Regions from separate parts of the Homo sapiens genome. Here all the other regions are linked to region 1. A link is a contact called in ENCODE Hi-C or POLR2A ChIA-PET data. All regions are on one chromosome and are shown on one strand. Each heading gives the region's core, a stretch centred on a gene start or an enhancer-like site at or near the end of the contact. The rest is flanking DNA. Distances are from core to core; before and after follow the strand shown.

Region 1 (3,311 bases), core at 600-3,099:
AATTTAAATACTAGAAACCTCTCCGCGTTAGGTATTGTTGTTTCCATTTTACCATTGAGGAAGCTGGGGCTCAGAGAAGGTGCAGGGTGGTACAGACAAACCTGAATTGGAACCCTGGCTCCCGCCTATGGGCTGTCGGGACTTAGAAAAGTCGTGAGCTCTCGCTGATTGTTTCCTAGCTGATGTGGGCTGCAGGGCTGTTACAGGGAAATAATAAGAAAGTGCATCAAGTGCCGAGCACATCCTAAGCACTCCACCATGGCAGCTCCTACTAATAATATGGAATAGAGTTGAATCTAACATGACTCTTTCTTGCAAGTGACAGAAAATCCAACTCAAATTGGATTAAGCAAAACAAGGCAAATTCTTAGTGAGCTGAAAAGTCTTCAGGCTCACATTAGGCCCCAGACCCCAGACCCTCCCAATCATGGAGTAGGCACTATTTGGGGCACAAAGGTGACACTCCCGTGGCTGCAGATGCTGTGGTGGCTCTGGCTCTGTTGAGAAAGAATAAGAAAGGCCACTCTCTCCCTTACATGAACAATAGTCTGTCCACTCTGAGAGACTGAAATTGGGTCATGGTCCTGCCCCTGAGCCCGTCACTGATTGGCTCTGACCTGCATCAGCTGTTCCATGCTGAAGGTGGAGGCAGGACCCCATTCATACCCAGAAGGGAGCAAAAGGTAGATCCCTCACCAGAATTATGGGATGTAGGGTGAAAGGCTGCTGGGCAGCCAGAAAACAAACAGATCCTCTACAATACTTCAACTGATGAAAGCATGAAGCTAAAATCATAAGGATCCGGGTGTGAGTTCTGTCTCTCCCATATTCCATGTGACGTTGGGCAGTTATTTAATCTCTTTTAGCCTCAGCTTTCTCATCTGTACTTACATATAAGGTCATTGTGAGGATTAGGGTTATTAATCATCGCCGTCATCCCCGTCCACCACTTATCATCATCCTCCCCATCAACATCATCACCACCACCGTCATCATCATTACTACCATTACCATCACCACCATTCCACCACCATCACCATCATCACCATCACCACCGCCATCATCATCATTACTACCACTACCACCGCCATCACCACCATCACCATCACCACCATTGCCATTATCACTACCACCACCATCATCACCATCACCACCACCATCACCATTATCATTACCACAACCATCATCACCACCACCATCATCACTATTATCACTACTATCACCATCACTATCACCACTATCATCATAAATAAACATCACATAACCGGCGTGTAACCGGGCCTTGACCCCAGAGCCCACTCGCTGTGTCCTCTCTCCCACCCCCTTCTGCACATTTCTAACCACCATCCTGCACTGGCTCCCTGTCTCCTCTGGTCTCACCCACATGTCCACTGAGAAAATGATTCTCAGAACACTAACTAGACCAGGAGGAGTCACAAAACATAACTCAGATCTGTTTATCGATTTTCTATATGTTGATGACATCAGATCAATGGGTGTTCTCAGCTTCTCAGAGGGAGGTCGAAATTCTCCCCCTCTCCCCTTCATGTTTCCAGACCTTCCTTGACTTGGATATTCCAAATGCAGAGTAGGTGTTGAGGCCAAGGGGCTCTTCCGTGTCAGCCCCATCCACAATCACTGGGCTAATCTTGTGGCCCTCTCCCCAGGACCCAATCAGGGAGGGCTTCAATCCTCAAGGTCACCCGTGGCCCCCCGCCCTCAGAGGTGCCATCTCTACATTGGCCACTGGATGGCAGCACATACTCACAGACCGCGTCAATTTCCTGGCAACTAGTGGTGGGTTTACCTCCTGATCAGGATGTTTGCCTTGCTCTGAGAGCAGATCTGAGAGCAGTGATATCTAACTTAATTTTCAGCAAAATATTTTGAAAAGGGTGCTCCCTCACCCATCTACACAGTCCACGTCATGCACCCCCTGCCCGATGCTTGGTAGCCAGGAGGAGCTTCCTCCATGCAGCTCCTTCCCGGCTAGGGCTGAGCTGGGCTCTGGAGCCAGGCTCTGGGAAGAGCCTCTTCTACGCTGCTCATGTAAACTCCAGATTCAGTGTCAGTTTTCTGAACCTGAGACAATGATCTAAGTGCAGTCCAACACTTTGGGGGAAGAAAGAAAGAGTGCCTCAGCTTTTGCCTGTGTCATGCTCGCAAAGCAAAATATTTTGAGAAATTCTAATCAAAGCTGGGCTTGCAAAATTGGAAAACGATTATTTGTGAGAGCACTGAGACATCCTTGGCGTGTCCATCTGGAAAAACAGCATTCCCTCTGGCAGTTTAGCAGATGTTCTGTTTCAATTTGGCAAAGGAAATAAAGCAGTTTTTCACAAAAGAAAAACTACAACTAGGAGAATTGTCCCTAGTTGTATTTCTTCTCCCTAATTGTCAAGGAAGTGTAAATCAGAAAATGAATCAGGACAATTTCCACCTACTATGTTAGCTAATCTTTTAAAAATTGAATACTCACAAGGGTGAGGAGAATTGTTTCCAGTAACATTTTATACTGTCACACACTTTTAGAAAATAATTTGGGAGTGTTACCGCGAGATGGAAATATGTCAACATAATTATGGGAACTTAGACTTCAGAAAAGAAACGAGAATGAACTTTATGAACAAACATGTGGAAGATTGGAAGCAAGAGTGGGGCCAGTGTGCACGGGGAGGAAGCATTTGGGCAGTGACTCCGCAGACCCAGGCTCAAGCTGAACTACACAACCTCCTTACACCTCAGTTTCCTCAGCTGTAGAACAGGAATGATAAAAGTGCCTGTTTCATAGGACGGTTGTGAGGATGAAGTGAGATACACCACATTAAGAGCTTGTGCCTGAAAAGGTTAATTCTTAGTAAATGACGACTATTCTTTTTATTGCAATAAAATATACACAACATAAGAGTTAGGATTTTAATTATTTTGCAGGGTACCACTGAATGGCATTCAGTACATTCACAATGGTGTGCAACCATCACCATATTTTCAGAACATTTTCCTCATCTCAAAAGGAAACCTCATGCCAATTAAGCAGTCACTCCCCATTAAAATATTAGTTATGAAGATTGTAGCATTATTTTAAAAACTCATGATATACATTGATTGAAAAAATCAGTATATAAAATTGTGCATTATGATGTAAGTAGTAAAGAAGCATATAAAAAATCTGAAAAAGTATATAAAAAGAATAGCAATTGCATTTCTCAGACTCTCTTTACATTGTAAAAATCATTTTCATACTTTCAAAAGAAAAGCAAAAAGTACACAAACAACAACGAACGTAAAACACCATGACAAAGCCCAGATCG
Region 2 (3,265 bases), core at 46-2,545, 350 kb after region 1:
CCTGGTCATCCCCATGCAGGGAGCTGAGGGCTTTCACTGACTTGGTGGTAATATGGCCGTTCTCCTGCCCTTCCTTTCCCTGCCGTGGAGGAGGCAGCTGGATCTCTTCCATCAGCCACTCTGTTTCATTCTCATCTGTCTCTTCTTCCTTATTCACCTGCCAGGGATCAACAGCAGAGACCACGTGAGCCCCCTAAGAGACCCCATTCTGCTCCACCATCCACCACATCAGGGATGCTCTCTGCTGGCACGAGCTGGGGAAGAACTGGCCCACTGTCCTCACAGTCACTGCATCTCCAGTTCCCAGGGAAAGGAAGACGAGGGCTGGCAACACCTTCCTGTTCCTAATGAGACTGCACCAAGGCAGGAGGGTTTGGGAGGGTGGCAGTGGGGTCATTTGGCAGGAGTCTCACAGCCAAGGGTGGGACCAAGCAGAAGGCGTTCGGGATGGCCTGGACCGAAAAGCAGACCAGTGATCCCCCAGCGCAGCTGGGGGAGAAGGGGCTCTTCCGGGCTACTCATAGACTGAAAGGTGCCCACTGCATGGCAGGGGAGGAATGTCAAAGGAGGGACTCCAGTCAAAAGCCTAGTTTTAGAGAGCAATTCATCATTACCCATCGAGACCACAAACATTATGTCCTTTGATCCAGATAATGCCTCTTTTCTGCAAATTTACCTGAAAGAAATCATCCAAATGCTACATGCACAACTATCTTCACTACTGTGTGTGTGTGTGTTTTGTTTTTTTTTTAAAGAACAGCCAAAAACAGTGGAAACAACCTAATTATTAAATACTTCAAGGAAATCAGTTGTAACCACGAGAGAAACTTGAGGGAAAAAAATAACAAAAAAATGTGCTGGCGTAAGTGGCTGAGGCAACGGGTGTTGCTTTCCTTTCTGGATTCCAGTCAGCCTGTGACTGCTTTCCTTGGCACCCCTGATGAGAACGACATGGACAGCGCAGCACAGGGGGCCGGGGAGGCAGGCCTTCAAGAGACTCGCCACAGAAAATTACCTTTGAGTATTTGTAGGACACGTTGGAACTTCTCCTACAGCAAGTGGTCAGCTTACTTATCACTGTTTCCCTATAAAAAAAAAGGAGACAATAATTACTCCAGTGTAGAGAGGGCATGGGCAGGAGCCCCACCCCCGCCAGCCCCACCCCCATCTGCACCACCAGGGGGCTGGTGGTGGCTGCATTTCTCCCACATTCTGAATGACAAATGAGTAGCCGTGACAGGTTATATATACCCTAATGTATTTGTTGTGATTGAGTGGAAAGAAGATGGGCTTTGGAATCCAACAGCAGAGGGCCCTCTAGAGCAACTTAACATTAGGGCAAGGACTTTTTCACATGACTAACAGGACCACACCAGTCCGTCGCCACTAAGCCTGCCCAATGGTGGCTCGCAGAGACAGACATCACATGCCCTTCCCGGCCCAGACCTTCTTCTGCCCCATTCTGCATTTTGGGTGTAGAGGGCCACAATCGGTACTTTTTTTTTTTTTTTGGACAGAGTCTCACTGTGTTGCCCAGGCTAGAGTGCAGTGGTGAGATCTTGGCTCACTGCAACCTCCATGGTTGGTACTTTCTGACCACCTCTCTCATTGGCCTGTGGCTCAGCTGGCAAATGACAGTGGCAGCAGGGAACGCCTGAGCTGGCCAGCTCCTGCCCCCAGGTCAGAGCCACTAACACTGACGCCTGACGTGAAAATCTGCTTGACCGTCACATGGAGAGTCCTTTCACCCAGCAAAGTGGCGCAAAAGGATGGCATCATACCTGGTACATAGCAGGCGCTTAATAAACTCCTGCATTTATGATGTGAGGAGGGCAGAGGGGTCAGCTGCTCAGTGGGAAAAGGCACCCATGAAAGGTGCCGTTTAATGTTCTACTCATCTTTGGACACAAAGGACCACGGTCCTAGAAGCCGCAGGCACGGGTGATGTGCGAGGGCCTCGGCCTTGGTCAGACAGAAATGCAGGCATTTAAAAACCACAACGCTGGGGACTGCTTCCAGAGAGTTTTGGACTAAGAACCTCGAGCCTTCGCTGCTGTAGGGCTTAAAAACAAATAAATAAAACCCCACAAAACTGACCCCAAGATTAGCTATGGGAGGCATGCATCCACCCGCCCCACCTCGCCCTGCCACCCGCTTACCTCCTCTCCTTCTTGTAGAGCAACAGGGCCAGCAGGCAGCAGGTGAGCGCCACCAGCAGCAGGCTGAGCACCGCGCCGACTGCCTGGCTCCGTTCTGACAGCCCCTTGTGCATCTGCCCGTCGTCCCCGGGATTCTCGCTGTCAAAGCCCACCCTGCAAGGACGTCACAGAAAAGGAGCCGTGTCACAGGGTGGTCCTGCTGCCACAGCCACAACCTGAGACCTGAGTCCCCAAGGCAAGAGCAGCTCTGACTTTCCCAACACCATGTGATTCTTACTCCTGCCCAGAAAACAAGGCCACAAGTCCCACTCCACATGGAAGAGGGCTGCAAAAAGTTCCTGATGATGAGTTTGTGGCAGGGTTGTCAGAAAGCAGACAAGAAGGCACTGCTTCCAGCTCCATGAACTATCATTCACCCAAACACAGAGGAGACAGGCAGGAGGGACGCGGCCCCCTCTAGGTGGCCCAATCCACGGCAGGACTAGGCTGGGGCAGAGGCTGTCCCGAAGCACCACACTTCTCTCCAGGGTCAGAGCTCTTTCCTCTCAGAATTTCTTCTGGAAGCAGTGAGCGCAGCCCACCATGAGACACCATCTCCACACGAAAGGGGCCCAGGGGGCCTTAGAAACAGGCCAGGACGGGGCCCAGGGGCGGCCACAGACCAGGGTGGGGCCCAGGGAGCAGCAGAGCCCAGCACAGCCCCCGACGGGTCTCCTCTCTCCAAGCCTGCTCCATCCCAGGAGAAGGCTCTTGAGCACACCAGCTGCCTCACCAGCGGAGTTCACCATTCCCACCCAAGACCCACATGCACACTTGTGGGAAAAAGCAGTGCGTTTCCATGACATCGAACACTCAAGCAGAGTTGGGACAATAATAGAAAATGAGAAACAACCACGGAGACTTCCCTTTGCGCTTAGGGAGCAAGATGACACTCAAGAGTGTAACGACTTGACACTTCTAATCTCTCTGGCCCTCTGTCACTTGGGGCCACACACACAGGAACAGGATCACATAAACAGAAATTCCTCCTGTGCTGCTGGTGATAAGAGGCAACCCCAGCGGGGCGCATCTTGTGCTGCTGAAGATGCCGGCTGCTCAAAGAACTG
Region 3 (3,087 bases), core at 507-3,006, 470 kb after region 1:
TTGTGAACTCTACAAACAAGGTCCACATCTATATTGTCTTCCTCAACTCAGATGCACACTCTCCTTTAATGAGACTACTCAGCTCAGCAGAGTCCAACAGTGACACAACTCAGAAACATTCTACAATCAAACCATCAGGCCCAGCAGGAAACGGGGAGCAGCAGAAGTCAAATACAAGGCAAATGACTTTAGAAGATCTCTGCTTTTAAAGCAAAGTCTGTGGCAGAAACATACCCTATTTTTTTAATTTAACAAGGGCAATTAATTTAACCATATAAACCAAGCACACAGTCGGAATCTTTCCCATAAAGAAAGCTCAGATACTGTTTTGCTCCTGACTGTAATCTCACTGCTTCTGCTGAAACTATCCTGGAGAACTGCAGTCAGTCCACGCCTGTTCAGAAGTACAGAGGTTCCATTTTAACCTCATTTGCTTGAAATTTCATAATATCCTGAAAGGTGTTGGCAGATTACCAATTAGAAGGAAGCACACAAGTAACAGACTGTCAGCTGGTTAACCCAGAGACAGGAAGGTGTTTCTACTTTCCTGCTACTGTTCCAGCAAGGGCCGCAATCGAAACCCACCCTGGTCCAGACGAAACCAATCGAGGGGCTGCAATGAAGAAGTCAATGTAGCCCCAGGCCGACACAGCTGCCTAGAGTTCAAAAAGCTTAAAACAGAGATGCAGAGCCATCTCCACTGAGTGAGTTCTAAATGTCTGTCCAAAAATGAAAAATAAAAAATTCAAAATACAATGTCATAGGGATACAGATATAGAATATCTTTAAACTGACATTGGTATCTTAATATGACACCTCTCAGAGTTTTCATATATGCCATCACTCAATGCTTGCAAAACCACAATAGCTTGCAAGATGTAATTTGGAGTTCTTTCCTTTTAAAAACAGCTAGCATCTAAAGTATGTAAAATTCTATGATCAAAATATATGGTATGCTCAATCTCTTAAAGAAAATAAATCTTAGAAAACTGGGTTCCTTCCCTTCAACACAAAACATCTCCATGAAGTATCACTCTGTCCCTTCCTCATTTATTGCCATATATCCAAACTCTTTTAAAATATATCTTAGTTTCCTCAGTCCCTGTGAATCTTGGGGTTATGCTAATGGTCATGTAACTATTAAACATTTTACTACTGGCCTGCAATTAATAAAGCAAGATAAAGGCAGGATGGGATCAGTAATAATAAAAGTAGGCACGTGTGAATCTGTAATTTGGTTTCCTTAAAAGACAGAAACCCAGTTGGTGACACATAAGTGAAATTCACATAACAAGATACATGGTCACTAGCTAGAGAAATGTTTCTCTGAGTCTACAGCAAGCAACAAATCTAACATGTTGGAGACAAAGAGAATGTGAAGTGTTTCCAACCTGAACATCCAAAAAAGATTCTCCTACTTTCGACATGCACGCAAGTCCTCTAACAGAGTATTCAAGAAATCACCTGGCTCACTACTGTCCCTCAACAGTATCAGACAGTGTTTCAGCTCATACATATCCAGCACAGTCACCTTCAGAAATCCAGACCAGTCTCCTTAACTAAGGAGAAAGGGAAAAAACAGCAAGGAAGAGGAGCAAGGAGGCAGGGTTCCCACACTGGACCTTGGGAGCAGAATGTCAAGAGCCTAAGGTAACCACTGTCGTCAACAACTTGCTGTTGCCTACACTAAAAGAGAAACAATCTGATTTGCATGAAGACTCCTACCCCGAGCTGAAGGCTGGGGAAGCACGTGAGTTTGACACAGCATGGCCAGAGCTTATATAGGAAGTACTTCACTTCCTATTCTAACAAACCCACAAAGCTGTGGACAAAGATACAGGGCCGACAAATACAAATAAATAGAAGCAGGGAAATGCCAAACGTCAGCCTTTGGTTTTCCCTGAGAGGTATGCAGGGTCTGGAAGGAAGCCCGGTGTATGGAGAGGGATCCGGCTGGAAGCCCTAAGTCAAACACGACATCTAAGTTGATGTCAGAGCCCAGGGAACCAGGGCAGGCAATGGGGACTGCGTAACAGAGGTCACCTGGAATAGAGAGGGGGCACGCTACCCTAAGAAAGGTGCCATGAAGGGCCTGGGCCAGATTCCTGCCCCAGCGCTGACTAACAAGCTGTGTGAGCCAGTCTCTCCCAGCTCAACTTCCTCGACAAAACTCAGCTAGCCTACAAGGTCATTGTGAGGAGAAAACCACCACCAGGAACACAGAGCTATCGAAACAGACTATGATCTAAAGCTTTCATTTGAATCCAGAGAGAGAGTTGGACTGCTTAAAAACTAAGTTTACAAAAAAAGGTGAGTTGGCTGGGGGCGGGGGGTGCCCTCTGAAAGGAGTGTCACATGACACTGGCAAGGAACTGGAGGGAGAGACGGGCAGGCCCCTGTCCGGAGGCATCTCCTAGGAGCTGATGAAGACAGAGACACACGCACTCAGACAAACACACTCACACACACACACTCAGACACACACACTTGCACTCACAGACACTCAGACACACACACTTGCACTCACACACTCGTGCACTCACACACGCACTCACGCACACATACACACTCAACTGCCTCCTGGGACCTCTCAGGACAAGGATGCCACTCTGGCCTGCCCGCCCTGCACCATCCACAACAGAGACAGGTGAGTCCAGAGCTTCCAGCAGAAGAGCAGCAGGGGAAACAGAACAAGGGCAAACACACCAGGGTGTGGCGTTCCCAGGAGGTGGGCAAGTGCCCTCCACAACAGAAAGCTACCACAAAAATGGCTGGTCCTCTCTGCTATCCTTGGCTCAGATCAACTCAACAGTACAGGATGCAGGCCAGTATTTCAACCCTAAACCCTGCTCCGTGATGATTTTCTTCCAATCAGAGCAATTACCTGGGCGGTCTCATACTTTGCTCCTCATGTATAAAGAAGAGTTGTAGATGGGCTAAACTCCCTGCTTTGCCATGTGGATGTCTGAGGCCAACCGCCTTTAAGGACAATCCAGCCCCCAGCGCAGAATTCAGACCTTAATGTTCAGCCCCCTACTCTCCCTGTCACCAAGGTCCCAGAAAACCCTCCCAGACCCAGGGCCCTTC

Evidence for each region. Hi-C counts contacts between places; a loop is a spot of excess contacts on that map. ChIA-PET counts read pairs that join two places held with the same protein, here RNA polymerase II (POLR2A). Pooled maps may share reads with other maps.
Region 2: a loop to region 1 is called in a map of GM23248, with 2.4 times the contacts of the local background. The contact joins two enhancer-like sites. A Hi-C loop is called at or near these places in 7 of 168 maps with a recorded cell type or tissue (GM23248, IMR-90, colonic mucosa and 4 more) and 7 of 50 pooled maps. POLR2A ChIA-PET finds 5 or more read pairs at or near these places in 1 of 52 experiments (H1).
Region 3: a loop to region 1 is called in a pooled map, with 3 times the contacts of the local background. The contact joins two enhancer-like sites. A Hi-C loop is called at or near these places in 3 of 168 maps with a recorded cell type or tissue (CD4-positive, alpha-beta memory T cell, ascending aorta and naive thymus-derived CD4-positive, alpha-beta T cell), 2 of 37 single-sample maps with no recorded cell type and 11 of 50 pooled maps.

What each region holds. Positions count from the first base shown.
Region 1 is chr6:160,454,574-160,457,884 of GRCh38, reverse strand. No RefSeq gene overlaps it. Among named protein-coding and RNA genes, the nearest start is that of SLC22A3, 110 kb to the right of the region's middle. Within about 2 kb of position 1,849, at least 11 of the 41 ENCODE cell types and tissues checked have a DNase peak (open chromatin) inside an H3K27ac peak, as active enhancers do.
Region 2 is chr6:160,101,566-160,104,830 of GRCh38, reverse strand. IGF2R (insulin like growth factor 2 receptor) reads right to left here. Exons shown (of 48, transcript NM_000876.4): 46 at 2,160-2,312; 47 at 1,016-1,085; 48 at 1-157. Among named protein-coding and RNA genes, the nearest start is that of SLC22A1, 19 kb to the left of the region's middle. Within about 2 kb of position 1,295, at least 2 of the 41 ENCODE cell types and tissues checked have a DNase peak (open chromatin) inside an H3K27ac peak, as active enhancers do.
Region 3 is chr6:159,980,725-159,983,811 of GRCh38, reverse strand. The region is part of intron 1 of IGF2R (insulin like growth factor 2 receptor); the gene reads right to left. Among named protein-coding and RNA genes, the nearest start is that of IGF2R, 13 kb to the right of the region's middle. RefSeq lists a silencer at 321-615 and enhancers at 494-733, 1,481-1,650, 1,841-1,950, 1,961-2,010, 2,843-3,087. Within about 2 kb of position 1,756, at least 28 of the 41 ENCODE cell types and tissues checked have a DNase peak (open chromatin) inside an H3K27ac peak, as active enhancers do.